Regions from separate parts of the Homo sapiens genome. Here region 2 is linked to region 1. The links are chromatin loops, found by intact Hi-C in ENCODE. Cell type or tissue: Calu3. All regions are shown on one strand.

Evidence for each region. Hi-C counts contacts between places; a loop is a spot of excess contacts. Peaks named below come from ENCODE experiments on the same cell type or tissue, not always from the same donor. Only the 100,000 strongest peaks of a DNase experiment are listed, where the experiment ranks them.
Region 2: it touches region 1 in a loop (2.6-fold over the local background); 4 of 110 quality-filtered maps call a loop at or near these places.

What each region holds. Positions count from the first base shown.
Region 1 is chr10:58,637,722-58,645,721 of GRCh38, reverse strand. The region is part of intron 2 of BICC1 (BicC family RNA binding protein 1); the gene reads right to left. Among named protein-coding and RNA genes, the nearest start is that of BICC1, 130 kb to the right of the region's middle. In Calu3, no CTCF peak of the experiment used is centred here; DNase peaks (open chromatin) are centred at 1,251 and 4,391.
Region 2 is chr10:58,751,776-58,759,775 of GRCh38, reverse strand. The region is part of intron 3 of BICC1 (BicC family RNA binding protein 1); the gene reads right to left. Among named protein-coding and RNA genes, the nearest start is that of BICC1, 240 kb to the right of the region's middle. In Calu3, no CTCF peak of the experiment used is centred here; a DNase peak (open chromatin) is centred at 3,915.

The DNA of each region.
Region 1 (8,000 bases):
CTGGCGAAGAAAATTTAACTTCATGACTGCCGCAAAATGCCAATGGGACTGCTGGCAGAAGTATTCTGTATTTCGAGTTCAAATAGTAATAGGGTTTACTACACTGCGAGCCAGGATCACAAAATATAAATGGAGAAACCAGCCAGGTTAGATGCTTGGGAAATGTCTTTTGTGTTTGTTGAAGTCTGCCTAGCAACTACTGGCAATTTTTGAAAGCACGTTCATCCTGGAAAAATAAATACCTGCCAAAATGCCAATCTGGTTCTAATTGCATACCTTTTCCCTCTTTTTTTTTTTTTTTTTTTTTTTTTTTTTGAGATGGAGTCTCGCTCTGTCGCCCAGGCTGGAGCGCAGTGGCGCGATCTCGGCTCACTGCAAGCTCCGCCTCCCGGGTTCACCATTCTCCTGCCTCAGCCTCCCGAGTAGCTGGGACTACAGGCGCCCACCACCACACCCAGCTAATTTTTTGTATTTTTAATAGAGACAAAGTTTCACCGAGTTAGTCAGGATGGTCTCGATCTCCTGACCTCGTGATCCACCCACCTCGGTCTCCCAAAGTGCTGGGATTACAGGCGTGAGCCACCGCGCCTGGCCACCTTTTCCCTCTTTAAAACATATCATGAGCTTCCCTACTTTGACCTAGGGTACTACAAAGTGTAAGAAAGAGGGTGTGTATTGGTGGGGCGGGGAGTTCTTTCTGTCCATATAAAGAAAATTTTTTTTGTTTAGACACAGACTAAACCTTTTAGAATGTGAACATAATACTATTTGATGACCTTTTATTGTTATTAAGAACCGGTATTTAAAAGTAACCCCAGCTCTGACTTAAAATATATATAGGCATACTTTTGAACATAAACTTAAAAAATCAAAATGATAGGCAAAATCTATCACTGCTTTTAACTTAAATTTTTAATCAAAAAGGCACAGTAGAAATATTATGAGATTTCAAATAACTTTACATGAAAGGTTATTTTTTTCTTTTTATAAGCTTGCCCTTCCTGACAACGTTGGCCAAATTAAATTCAATTCAATTTTCGAAGCTTAAGAACATTTAAAAAGTTAAAACAAGAAAATACTTATCCTTATCTAGTTTTTTCGATCACTCTAACGTGGCCCTAGATGTACAATTCCATGGAGCCTAAAGGGAGCCAGCTGTGGAATTGCCACAAGGCACGTATAGGATACACATGCCTTAAACAAAAACCAGAGACTTCCCAGGCACGGGGACGGGTGGAGTTCTGTTTCTGTGCTGCACAGACTAACAGGAGAAAAGGATCGATTGTTTTAGGGAGTTGACTCAAAAGAGCTAAACTGTCTTCCTTACACAACTTCTGGGTCTCAGGTAGAAGAATCGGGGCCAGGCACACAGGGAGTGGTAGCCAGGCAAACCTGGCCAAGTCAGTCAAAGTCTTTGAGCCAATTTTCTTTCTCTAAAATAAGAATAAAGCCACGCGGTTTCCCTGAGAATTGAGAGATCTCTTCTGTAGCAAGTGCCCTAGTATGATGCTTAAAACATTATAGGTACTTGGGAAAGAGTAGCTATGTGTTGTAACTGGTGCTACTGTAATAATTATTAGCAATAATAATATTCTAAAGGCCAGATAACCACCTTATCTAACTCAGCTGGGAGAAATTCATGGAGGACTGACAGGTATATATCTCATCGTAGATATTCCAAAAAAATTTCTAACTTTTTTAGAACTGATTTAAGTCATATTAGCACACAATAGAAAGCAAACTATATTATTTCCTATACTGACACATAACAGGAAACAACCATATTTCAGCAGGGTAGGTGCTGTTGAGGACATATTCTGCCAGACACACACTGCAGTGTCTCATTAGGTAATTAACAGAAGCTCCTCCAAGGTTCCTGTAGCAATAAAGCCTGTGATCTTCCAGAGCCACTAATTTATTTTTAATCTCATGGACCTTGTGGTTCTCCTAAATGGTCAGGCTTCCTTTTCTGCTGTGGCCATGGAGGAAGCTCAGATCCTGTTGGTGTGTGTTGTGTACAAATCTTATTGTTCCTCCTCTCAAATTATTTTCCAACACTTATTTTCCCTTCACAACAATTTCCTCTTCTATTTATTTTTCAGTCTGTATTACTAAATGTAAATTGTTAAGCCACTTCAAACCCCTTTTTGGAACAAAGGATAAAATAATGTACTGTAAGTCCTGACCATTCTGCTATTCAGAATTCACTCTAAAAATACAAGAATTCTATCATTCAACCTAGCCCAGCCAAGCTCACATTTAGAGGTAGCTAAAAGATTTCTCTGATGGACAGGTGGTGATTGACAACTAAAGAGGAACTTTCTTCAGAGAATACCTGGGAAATTTGACAAAATTCAATGCAAAGGAAGAAGATAGCAAAGAGCTCTGTAATCAGAACAAGGCCATCAAATCACTGAATGTAGCCAAATGCTCTTGGACACATACAGCTGTCACATAAGCAAGAGTATTATCCCTCTCTTGAATGCTTCTGTCCCGATCTGAGAGTGACATCATCACAAAGCCTTCAGAGGACTAGCCAGCCACAGGGATTTCAATTCCCCAGTTTTTAAGCTGAAGGTTTAAGTAATGATTAGCTGAGAAAGCCAAAAAATACAAGATTTTATTCATTAGTGTTCAAGAGAAGAGACATCTGGTTTACAAACCTCTTTGGTAAATAACACCTTGCAGACATTAAGTTTACAAGAATAATAAAGACAGGGCCAGACGCAGTGGCTCATGCCTGTAATCCTAGCACTTTGGGAGGCCGAGGCAGGAGGATTGCTTGAGCCAAGGAGTTTGCGACTGGCCTGGGCAACAAAGACCCCATCTCTACAAAAATAGTAAAAAAAATTAGCCGAGCATGGTTGCACACACATGTAGTCCCAGCTACTCAGGAGGCTGAGTGGGGAGAATTGCCTAAGCCCAGGAGGTCAAGACTGCAGTAAGCCGTGATCACATCACTGCACTCCAACCTGGGTGGCAGAGCAAGATCCTGCCTCAATAATAATAATAATAATAATAATAATAATAATAATAATAATAATAATAATAATAAATGGTTCATATTGTCAGGAGCATATGTGTTTTTGGTGACTGGTGCAATAGAATGATGGGTTGTACAGTCAACCACACTTTCCTGGGAGACCACTGGCTGAGTGGAACAGAAAGGATGACTGCACAGCTAGACGTTGAGGGCACGGTTTTGCAAATGTTCTCAAGTCACCAGGAACTCATTACAGGAAAAGTTCCATGACATTCCAGGAATAATGCCAACCTAGAACTCATCATTCTGACCTCTTCCTCTAACCAACCAAAGTCACTCTTCCACACCCTGGAACACAACACATAGAGATTTAATAAACATTTCAGGGAAGACAAGCTAAGATCTACATAATGACAGTACTCAGTACATGAAAACACCCCCAGCCTCTTTCGGAACTCAGGAATAAGAAGCCACCATGAGTAGCTGCTGTTCATTTTCATTCACCCCGAAAGTGCAGAGCCTAACTCACACCTCACAAAATGCAGATACTTCCCTGGGCTATTTTCCAGGTATTCAGCACTTACCAATTAATTAATAATTCTAAATGCCAGCTTTAGAGTAACTATTTACTATTCACTTAAATGTGCAAAGCTGGCCTTGAAGAGACCTGGCTATTCCAGTTTTACTATAAACTTGCAGCACTGCTATTACAATTTCAAATTGTGTCTTCCCTGCAAGATATTTTGTAACTATGTTTCAATGTTAAATTATTTTCTCTGAAAACATGTGGCCATTTAGACGTCAAAATAGCAACGTTAGGTACATTCATACTGCTGTGATTCACATTCCAACACAATGTGAATCACAATGTGAATTCCTAACACAATGTGAATCCCAACAATGCTAACACCACTAGACTGTATACTTAAAAATGGTTAAAATGGTAACTTTTATGTGTGTTTTACCACAATTTCTTGAAAAAAGAATCTCTCAAAAGAGGTTTTATCTATATAACCACATTGTTAACCCCACAGCCAACTCATTCTCCATTACAAAGTACAGAGGCTATAAAGTTTCCTAAAATACAAATGATAACCTTCGCTGTATTATTAGAACTTAAAATTACAAATGATTAATCTCTCTAAGACTAGTCAATACTCGAATAGCCAAGGGTATGAAGGCACCACCATACCATTTCTACTGAGCTATTTTCATTGCTTGAAATGTATTTGGTAATAGTGTTTGTTCCAGGAAAGCAAAAAAAAAAAGGAAAGAAAAAAAAGAAGTCAACCTAGATGGCGCCAAATCATCTCCTAACCTCAGGAAGACAAACATCTGCCTCTGAATCTGCAATAAGTCCTAGAAAAATTCCAACATGAAGCAAGGGCACGACGGCAAAACCACAATGCAAGTGTTGCCCTGATTTAAAAGGCAAACAAAACCCCGAGCCTGTCCAACACAGAGTAGATAATGAATAGCAGCCATCGCATGATAGAGCTTCCCAAAATCATTTCCTGGGGATTGCACTGTTAGCAACCCCTGTGGTTGCTCTATAAAAAGAAATTATTTACCAACTGCCTTGACATCATAGGTAATGGAATAATACATCAAATGAGATGCTTCATTTTTCCTGCTGAGGCTCAGCTCTAAGGAATGTATTATTGTTTTGGAAGAATTGTAAAAGAATTCCAATAAAGACAATTGAAAGAAAATACAATTATATCCTCAATGGGCAAGAATTTTTAAATGTGTTTTTCTAAGTGGAAAAGCAAAGAACTGCTTTTGAAAGTTGAAATAGACACTTAAGAAAGCTTTTTATCTATCCAAAGCAAGTGATGAAAATTTAGCTGTCCCTCAAAATTATTTTGTTTAAAAATTGAAGAGCTTTTTACTTGATGTGTTCACCATGTAATAGGTCCCTTCCAAGTTGTTTCTTTCGTAGACACATTATAATCAGTAATTATTCTATCTACTCATTTCTCTATACTTTGTCTGCATTCTTCAGTGAAATTTATGTTTGCTCCATAATGGCAGAATCCATGTCATAACTGCTCACCACTGTATTCCAAAGGCCCAACTCAGTACCTGCCACACACTAGTGGGCTCAAAAACAATTTTTGGTGAGTAAATGCACAGTTAATTGAGTATCCCATGGCTGCAATAACCATCTTAGGGTTTAACAAATGTCTATAAGCTGCATATGTAAATATTTTTGGTCTCAGAGATTTAAGAGGTCACAAAGGGAAGAAGGGCAGTCCATAATTTATTTAAAATCTAACTTAAGTTATAACACCTTAAGACTTTGCATGTAAAAAAGCCACAATGCAGCTTTCTTCAGTATGGATAAGGATTAGTTATTGCATTTCATGACAGCCCTACCTGTTTATAGGTAAACATTTTGGTACAAACACTCTATTATAACTTTGGTTTCTTCCTATACAACTGACACCTTTTTATATCCAAATAGCAAATAAAATGCTCGAGGAATGTTGTCAGTAAACACAGGCAGGGCATATAATGTAAATCCAGAACAAAACTACAGTGTGGATTCAATTCTTTTTCCAACCCAATCTTTTCTAAGAAGCTTATATTGCTTAATTTACTGATCAGTACTCCCATCAGAAAAAAAAGAATAAAAAGTAATGTTATCTTATGCTTACTGAAAAATTACCATTTCTGTCCAAAATTTGGTTAACAAGATCTTAGGGATGAGGCTCAGGGAAAATCATAAACTCTTTGTTGCACTGGACCCCGTTTCTCAATACTACACTGCATTTGAGAAGATTACACTGGATTAATTTCAATGGCAGCCAGTCTGGGCAACATGGCGAAACCCTGTCTCTACAAAAAATACAAAAATTAGCCAGGCATGGTGGCACATGCCTTTAGTCCCAGCTACTCGGGAGGCTGAGGTAGGAGGATCACTTGAGCCTGGGAGGTTGAGGCTTCATTGAGCCAAGATGTACCCCAGCCTGGGAGACGAAGGACCCTGTCTCAAAAAAAAAAAAAAAAAAAAAAATTTGGCCGGGCACAGTGGCTCATACCTGTAATTCCAGAACTTTGGGAGGTCAAGGCAGGTGGATCACCTGAGGTCAGGAGTTCGAGACCAGGCTGGCCAACATGGTGAAACCCCATCGCTACTAAAAATACAAAAAAAAAAAAAAAAAAAAACAATTAGCTGGGTGTGGTGGCAGGCGCCTGTAATCCCAGCTACTACTTGGGAGGCTGAGGCAGGAGAATTGCTTGAACCCAGGAGGCAGAGGTTGCAGTGAGCCGAGATTGCACCACTGCACTCCAGCCTGGGTGAGTGTGAGACTCTGTCTCAAAAAAAAAAAAAAAAATTTAAATGGCAGACTCACCACTGATGATCTTCTTGTTGCCCTACTTCACTGGGGAATTTAGGAAAATAAAAGCTTTGGCAAATATAAAAGTGCTACATAAATCTCACATTGAAAACAAATATGCTCTGTGAGCTGCTTCTTGGACACTATTTTGATTTATTGGGAACACTTAGGGTATAGATATGGATCTTCTGCACACTAAAAAAATTTTCAGTTAGGAGGAATAATTCAGAGATCTATTATACAACATGGTGACTAGTTAATAACAATGTATTTTATACTTGAAAATTGCTGAGTAGATTTTAGGTGTTCTTACCACAAAAAAGATAATTATATGAAGTAATGCATACGTTAATTAGCTTGATTTAGCTATTCCACAATGTACATATATACAATGAAATATGTACACCATAAATATATACAATTTTTATTTGTCAACTGCAAGAAAGAAAAAGATGAAAGCAAACGAGGGAGGGAGGGAGGGAAGAAAAAGGAAAAGAAAAGAAAAAAGAGAAGAGAAAAAAGAGAAGAGAAAAAAGAAAAGAAAAGAAAAGAAAAAAGAATTTCAAAGCTTTAGAGACCATATGCTTAGTTCTACCCCTCCTTTGACGAATAACGGAACCAGAGGCCTTGAAGAGATACCCAGTGCCGGGACTATCTCTGCCTGCTTTCTCCTCATTGGTGCTCTTTTCACAACAAGCGGTGGCTCTTATTGGTACAAGTAGCCTCTGGGCATCCTTTCTCATCACCCCCTGCCACAAAACCCAGAGAAGGCTGATGAGGCACACACAGCTCTTGGGAATAAGAGGACTTTCAAGTCTGTGAACTCTGGGTGACCCATGTGTAGACCAGTGTCTACATTTCAGAAGCACTGAGACCAAAAAGGGGAGAGGCGTTGGGGAAAGGAGCCTGAGACAGGGAGAAAGCAAAGAAGGCAAGAGTCAAATAAACGAGCCTTTTTTCCTTTAACTGCAGCTTGAGTTAGTCCAATTCAGAACCACATTTTGAAAAGAATACACTTATCCCCACATTTCCTATTTGACATTTTTAAGCTGTTTTTTTCAAATGGCCTTTTTTTTTAACTCTGTAATTACTTACCATAAAGTACAGATGTTATTTTCTATAACATTAAAGAGATGAATAAGAAAACTCCTGGCTTACAGGCAATTCTACATGAACCCTCAATTTCTGGAATGCAAGTTAATTCCTAATAAGTCACTATTTCCAGCCCTGCTCTGTTACTCTAAACCTTACCACCTAGACTTAAAAGTCATCGTATTAGTTAAAATTACATTCTTTTTTTCCTCCAAAACAGCCCTCCTGCTAGATGTTACTATGTCTGTCATTTAGTATTAGAAACTTTAAAATCCACTTCATTCCACTACATCCTACATCCAAGATTCTTCCTTCTAATTTCCTAATATCAGTCCCTTTATCTTCCTGTTCGCATACCTCCCCCAAATTCCCAGGCCTTCTGTACCTTACTGGTCCTGTTTAAGTGATTCCCCTGGCTATCACAGTGCTTAGTTACTAGATCCCCTCTGGTCCACCATGCCTGTCCCAATTTATAAGTTATGCCACTGGTACCTATACTGATCCTCAACAAACTACCTCTACTCACAGCCAATAACTGACAGAATCTACTATGTTATCATGTTTTACAGAGCTCTAACACA
Region 2 (8,000 bases), 110 kb before region 1:
GTGTTAGCCAGGATGGTCTCGATCTCCTGACCTCGTGATCCACCCGCCTCGGCCTCCCAAAGTGCTGGGATTACAGGTGTGAGCCACCGCGCCAGGCCTGCTCTCTTCTTCTTAATTATATTTTTAGGTTTTACAAAACAGAAAGTCAATGTTCAGTTTCTTTTACACCATAGAAAAAGAGTAAACAGGAAATATTGTATTAACAAATGAACAATTTAGTCATTTTCATTCCTTTACTGTTTTGACTTGTAACTTAGTAAAGAATGTTTTATGCCACTATACAAATACATACAATAAATACCCAGAGCTGTTTGTATCAAGGAATTAACCCATTTCATATGCCAGCACAAGGACTTAAATGCCTGCTTCCTAGATATTTAGACTAGTGTTCTCTCTCTAGAAAAGTTTCAAATATTTTAGGTTTCATAAATCTTTTTGTTTATATTGAAATTTGTATTTGTTTATATTGAATCATTTTTGCTTATATTGCCACTCTCTTAAATATTTTAATGATCAGGCCAGGTGTGGTTGCTCACTCCTGTAATTGCAGCACTTTGGGAGGCTGAGGTGGTCAGATCATCTGAGGTCAGGAGTTCGAGACCAGCCTGGCCAACATGACAAAACCCCGTCCCTACTAAAAATACAAAAATTAGCTGGGTGTGGTGGCACACACCTGTAATCCCAGCTACTCAGGAGGCTGAGGCAGAAGAATCACTTGAACCCGGGAGACAGACATTGCAATGAGCCGAGATTGTGCCACTGCACTCCAGCCTGAGTGACAAAGCAAGACTCCATCTCAAAATAAATAAATAAATAAATAAATAAATAAATAAATAAATAAATATTTTAATGATCAAAGATACTGTCCTTGGGAAGCTAAATTGGACTTAAGCAAGTGGCCAGCTTAAAAAAAATCTTATTAGAACAAAAGCTCAGTTTTTATTAATTTTAATTCCATTTTCTGATCAGACTTTACAGAACTTAACAGAGCTTTAAAAATCTCTTGCTCTTTTATTCCCCAAAACAGAAATGTTTCACAAGTAAAAAATAAAAAAAGTTAGTGCCATTTGTTTCATTATCTTAGACTTACCGATGATGAGAAGAAATGTCTGATAAAACATTTCTTAAGCTTGGCAGCTTTGGGTAATTATTTACAGGGTTGAAATAGAATTACTATCTAGACCCACAGTTTGGTTATTAGAACTAACCTTGTAACCAGGCAGGGACAAGAAGAACAGTGAACTGCCTTTTTGTCACAGACCTTATAGGGAAGAGGAGAAAAACTAGATGAACTATGTGCCAGGAATTCCTTTCTTAGTGAATGTCATACTCATGGCAGTGATTTAATAGCCTGTTCTAGGATACATCACAAGTTCCATTTTTTATTCAGTAGCAGAGAATTGTCAATTTGGTAGGGGAAGAATACATTAGTAATCATCTAGCAACCTTTAGGCACTTATAGTGAGGGGCTCCTATATAATGTCAAATCTATAAGTATATATGGCACATGCTAAACACACACTTGGGAACCGCAAACTTATGAATGGATTATATTCTGTAAGTGTTTATATGAACTGGTTATGTGAAATATACAACATATTTTTCCAACCAAAAAAAATTTTTAATGACGGCTACTGACCTAGGTTTGGCTCACAGAAGCCTAATCATTCATAGGATGACTTTAAAACTACATATATTTTTTTTTAAGATAGTAGAAGGAAAAATACTGCAAATGTGTTAAGTGTCAGTATGTTATGTCTTATGCAGAATGGCTTAGGAAACCAAGCACCACTGCTAAGGTTGCTTCCTATGGGTTGTTTCTGAGATAGGAAATGCATCTTCCCCTTGTGTTCTTCACAGTGTTGCTGACTGCCAAGAACTTCAAACCTTTTGCTGTGGCAGCAAAAAGAGAAGCCTTTGATGTAAAGGTCAGCTGTACACAGCTGATCTGAGTTGGCAGCCACAGGCTTAAGGACAGACTGCATTGATATTTATGGCATCTCTGGTTCTAACACAGTTTACCCAAGAACAACCTAAACATACAAATAATCACTGAAGGAAGTTATGTCTTGAATATCTTGAGAGTGGCTGACCTGGATGGGGGGTCCTGGCTCTTGTGAAATTACATAGGTGTACAGCATTAAAAGACCTGTGCCCTTCCTGTCCCTTTTTACGGACTCAATCTCTTAAAGGAACTGAAACCTTAGTCAGAGACTCTGAATATATACTCTCCATAACATCACTTACTGATAAGCTCCACTCTGGCATGGACTCACTGATATTTACTTCTGCATTCTTAAATGCTAGTCTCACAGAGGCTTTAGTTCTCACCTCTGACATCTCAATTAGGAGTGCATTTTCCAGTAGAAACATAGAAACATGATAATAGTTGGGTAGATAAATTGGTACTATATTTAACCATAACGTCAAATACTCGTCCTATAGAAAATGTGTTACGATTTCATAGAACTCATTGACAGCTTTATTTCATAGAGGAGAAATGTTCACATACTCATGAACAAATACAAATCCACAGAACATTATATAAAAGTAGTTTAACATTCAACAAGGTGGCTGATTTCATGCCTGAGCCACAGACTTGGTCTCATTATTTTATATACAGTCCTTGTATATTCTAAAGTCTTGTAGCGGGTTACACGATAAGTCCTGTTCAGCATCCCGTATTATAAATTACATACGGTTACTTCTCTGCACAATAAAAGGGCTTTGTTATTAGAGTAACTAAGAAATTAAAGCAGTGAGACAATAATTGAATTTTTAAAAATGTTAGCACCAATGAAAATTATTTGAAAATAGCATACAAGCATGCTTCACTATCAAAGTCTATGATATTGCTGAAATCCAACTACCAAGGAAATCATGTTATCTAAATCTACGAAGTCCCTGAGTTTTGGACAGCATAAGAGACTAGAAAGTTATCGCTTTTCTTTGTAAGACAGATCCATTATAAAAGGCATCTTAATGTTGCTAAAGTGTTCAATTGTCAATATTTGCTCAAACATGCCTTTGTTCGATATTAAACTGCTACGCTTCCTCACAAAGGAATTAACTGGTAACTTAATATGCCATTACAGTTGCTAAGGAGAAGACTCTGGCAAAAAAAAAAAAAAAAAAAAAAAAAAAAAAAAGGCTAGTAGTTGCTAAAGGGTCCTGGATCCCAAGAACTCCTTGAGAAGTGCGAGCCCATGGAAAACCCTTAGGGTGGGACCAGGACAAGAGGAAATGAGCAAACAGGACTCTTGGGTGTCCTGCTAGAAAGGGAATGGGAGGTAAACTCAGTAAACTGGTCCTAAATATAAGAGCAAGCTTAAAAATCAACAAAATGTTAATGACAAACCTTTGGGAGGCAAAGGCCAGGGACTCTAAATATTACCATGCCCCTCTCCACCCCCACACACAAAATCACAAAACAGCGAGTTTCATTTCACACAGGAATGCTTGTGGTTTCTCTAGCAAGGAGCAACGCAGTCTACGTGGAAATGCAAAAAACGGAAAAGCAAAAAAAAGCCTTTCCAGCTGGTTGGCTGGGAAAGAAGATCTATTGCCTTCTAAGATACGAAAGGGAGTATTTTTTAAAAGTCTCTATCTTGATGATGCTGGGACAGGTCATGTTACAAAAGAGCAACGTTTTTCAAAGGAATAGATACAACACATCCAGAAACAAGTGAAAATGGAACAAGCAGAGGTGTGAGGTTCCCAGGATAAGAAGAGGCAAATGTATAAAGAAATGTAAGGGACAGAATAAATAAATCCAGAGGAAAATGGGAAAAGCAAAGATGGGTGAAAACAGACATAGAACACGCAGGAGCAGAAGGAGAAAGTGAAATTATCTCACGGCAAAAACAGCAGAACTGTGAGGTGACTAATCACTAAGTAGTGGAAAATGTCCACAGGCAGTGTCTCTCAGGTTGCTCAAGAAAGCAGGTGTGGCCAATGCAGAGAAGCCTCGGCTGTAACTCTGTGGAATCAAATCCAGACTCAACCGCTGCTGGAAATAGTTTCCCAAAACCCAACTGAAATTCATCTTCCAGAATGTCATTGAAACTTAGGCCAAAAAGAAAAAAAAAATAAAAAGGAGAAAAAAAAATACAAGACAGGAATGTAATTTTAAAACACCCTTTCAAACCTAAGGTGTTTCTTCATGTGTCCATTTAGAACTGAGGGTTTTCATGAACTCTATTGCAACTTTTTCTGAAGATTTCAGACAGAAAATCCCTAAAGCAGAGGAAGCAGTACAGAGTTGCCAGAGCCCAGTGATTTCTCAGTCTCATTCAGGAAATAATTCACCAAATGTACTGTAATGTGAAATCCAACTAAATGTAAACTAAAATCACATGAAGAACTCTGGTTGTCCACCAAGGAATCAGCTCTTCTCAGTTTATAATCTGACAGCGCCACTGACTTTGGGACCATGGAAGCTGTAGCCTTTCCCCTAAGGTGACCAAAAGCAAAACAATAGCGCAGGAAATAGAAAGCAGGCTAGACACTAAACAGTGGGCCCTGGCAGTTAAAATTCCAAATCAAACCAAGTTCTTAAGACTAAATAGGAGTGTCTGTTTACCTCTGTGCATTTATACTTGATTTAAATGAAACAGTCACCAAGCCCAAAACAACTCTATGAAAACAAAAAACAAAGAAAAATCCTGTGATCTGACACAGTTGCTTTTCAAAATTTTCAGCATCAGGCTTCCACTCACCAACAGTTTTGGTTTACTAAGGAACTTTAAGAGAAACCAGATGTAACTTAAAATACAAGGACTGCAATACATACTGTAACTCATCTGGTATTAGCAACAATAAACCCCAGACCTATAAGGGGCTCACTCGCAATCTTGATCTATAAAGCTAAGGACCAATGGCATTAAGGATGCTACAAGAATAGCATTTTCACATTCAAAGTCCTTTCTCAGCCTTCCTCTGTCTTCTCAAACCATTTCTTCTTGCAGTCAGAGCTCAAGAAGAGTGTTTTACACACACACACACACACACACACATACACACCCCCCCTCACAAGTTTGTCCCTAAAGCCCATACAGTACAGAGGGCCACAGAAAGAAAATTTCTCAGCCATGCATAAGGCATCCCTGGGCTCCCCCAAGGAGACCACCCACCCCAGAAATGATGAGACACTCCTGCTCCCTGCCGTGTGAGGCATGTACTGAGCAAAGGTTGCCAACCTTTGGCAAGCTACGAAGAAATCAGAATGTAACTGCAAGAGACTTTAGACTTTTCTCCATGAGGAAACACCCACTTTAAAACAGCTGTGGATTTTCTTAATAATGTGCTACCAAAGGTACTTTAATCTTCTGTAACTGATTTTTGCAGACCCCCACATTTTCAACTTTTGGATTATCCAGTTTGCTGACAGAATTTGCTACATTCGTTCAGTCTTTCAAGTACTATTCAACTGAATCAAAAAACATCTTTTACTTGCAATAAAAGAAAATAAGTGCTTCCTCTCAAAGTTATTCACTCTAAATTTCCAACACACTAATTACTTTTAGTCAGATAATGACTGTAAGGAGACAAGAGTAAAAAAAGGCAACATTATACAGAGCTATGTTTGAGCTGTACATGAACACTTTGCTCCATCTGGCAGTCAAAACCAAAGCAAAACAAAACAAACCCAAAATTTCTGTAGTGGCCAAAAACATACAGTTTTTAGAAACACACAGTATGCTGTTTTTAGGCTGTTATTGCTGAATGTAGCCTTTTTATACACCTAATACCTCAAAATTTGCTTTACAGTTGGTGGTCAATGAAAGAGAAACACAAAAATTAAGTCCTATCATATGGTGAGTATGCAGAGATATCATCTACTGTCAATTTTAAGAAGAAAAAGAGAAGAAAAGTAAAGGGGGGGAAGAAAAATGAAACAGGACAAATGATATAGTACGGAATAGGGAAAAATGGCAAGGCAAGGCAAAAAGGGCCTTTGTCCAGCATATATCAAGGTATATTACAAAGTGTAAGAGAAAAATGGAAAAGAATAGAAATTCCAGAAAAATATAAAGGAGGGATGAAGAAAAAGAAAGAGAGAAAAGAGACTGTGTGTGTGTGTGTGTCTGTGTGTGTGTTTTCCAACTTAGCTAACAAGTGGCATCATAAAGAAAGCAGGTGTGGCCGATGCAGAGAAGTGGCATCATAAGCCTGTGAGAAAGGACAGATTATCTAGAAACTGATGCTGGGAAAACTGACTCATCTTGTGGAAAAAAATTGGATCCCTCTCATCATATACAAAAACATATTCCAGATGGATCAAAGGTCTACATAAGAAAGGTAAACTGACCAGGCGTGGTGGCTTATACCTGTAATCCCAGCACTTTGGGAGACCAAGGCAGGAGGATCACTTGAGCCCTGGAGGTTTGAGACAAGCCTGGACAACATAGCGAGACTCTGTCTCTAACAAAAATAAAAAATCAGCCAGGCCTGATGGTGTGTGCCTGGGGTCCCAATTGCTCAGGAGGCTGAGGTGGGGGAACCGCTTAAGCCTGGTAAATTGGGTCTGCAGAAAACTATGATCATGATCATGCCACTGCACTCCAGCCTGGGTGACAAAGGGATGCCCTATCTCAACAACAACAACAACAAAAACAACAACAACGTAAAATCAAATAGAAAAATATTAAGTTGACTTTGAGACACTAGGCTTTGGGGAGCCCAGCAGAGGCAGTGTAAATACCCATTTGCAGAGGAAGGAAGAGTGGAACACCCTGCAGCCCTTCAATCGCCCCACTTTTTCCTGATTACTCAGATGCAGCTACAAAGTTGTGACCACATTTTCTTTATGGGAAGCATAAAGAAAGCCAGCACAGCTCTCTAGAGAGCAGGCACCTCGGTCCCTGGTCACCTGCATCATCAGTCAATGGAACCAGCCTGCACTGCTGACCTCCAGACCTTTTGTGCTAAGTGGGAAAATTCACCTTTGCTCTTGGAAGCTACTACTGGTTGGGTTTTCTGTTCTTTGCAGCCACGAATGAAAGTGCATGGTAAAGTAAATGCTGTATACCCAAAGTAACAAAACATTGCCCACCACTATGGTTTTGAAATGTCCTTTAGCATTCAGGGCAGATGTGCTCTTGAAAATAATCAAAACTATTTCTAGAATCAACGGTGCCTCTAAGATACTCAACTAAGGAGATGGGATCAGAAGAAGATTCAGGAAGAAGAGAAATGAGAAGAAAGACAGCAGCCTAGCAGCCAAGTAGGATAAAGATGCTAAAAGAAAATTGTTCTTTCTCTCTTCACCCATTATTGAGCCCTGGTTCAACTGCTGCTAACCCAGGTTCTGATGGCATTCCGAAGAATCAGCCCCAGACAGACAGTAGGATTGTTCAGGAAGGCCCAAATCTTGCAATTGTGCCAGAGAATTAGATCCTTCTACTGAGACGTTTTGCAAGCAGATACTCAAACTCTATCCCTGGGCATGCCTAATATCAGAGAACTGCATGCCAATATATTTAAAATGCCATCAATACGCGCTGATGACAAAAACCTAGATTTATATACTTAGGTCAACTCCACAACAGCACAAATGTCACACTGTGAGGCTCTTTTACACTTTGCGGTGCCAGTGAAAAATCCTTTAGATTCAGCAATATAATTATAGCAAAGTGGGTTTGCTCTTTGTTTTTTCCACATTCTCTCCTTAGCTGAAGAGATATTTTAAAAATGCATACAACATCCAATTTTATGTCTAAAAATAAGAAAAACTGTAGAAGTTCAATAGCTCATGTGAAATCATAGTGAGGTATAATGTAGAGAAGGTTATAACAGAAAGGGAGGCTTGTTTTCATCTTAACACATTATTAAACTTGGTTTTCTGGAAAAAAATAAATGCACCCTATAGGTATGTTATATGTACAGTCTCAATTTCCAAATGCATTAGATTCCCTAAAAATATTGAGCCTGTGGTTTTTGGTTCCAAACCTACATGTGAATGGATATATGCTTCAGGCACTTTAAAAATACAAAGAAGT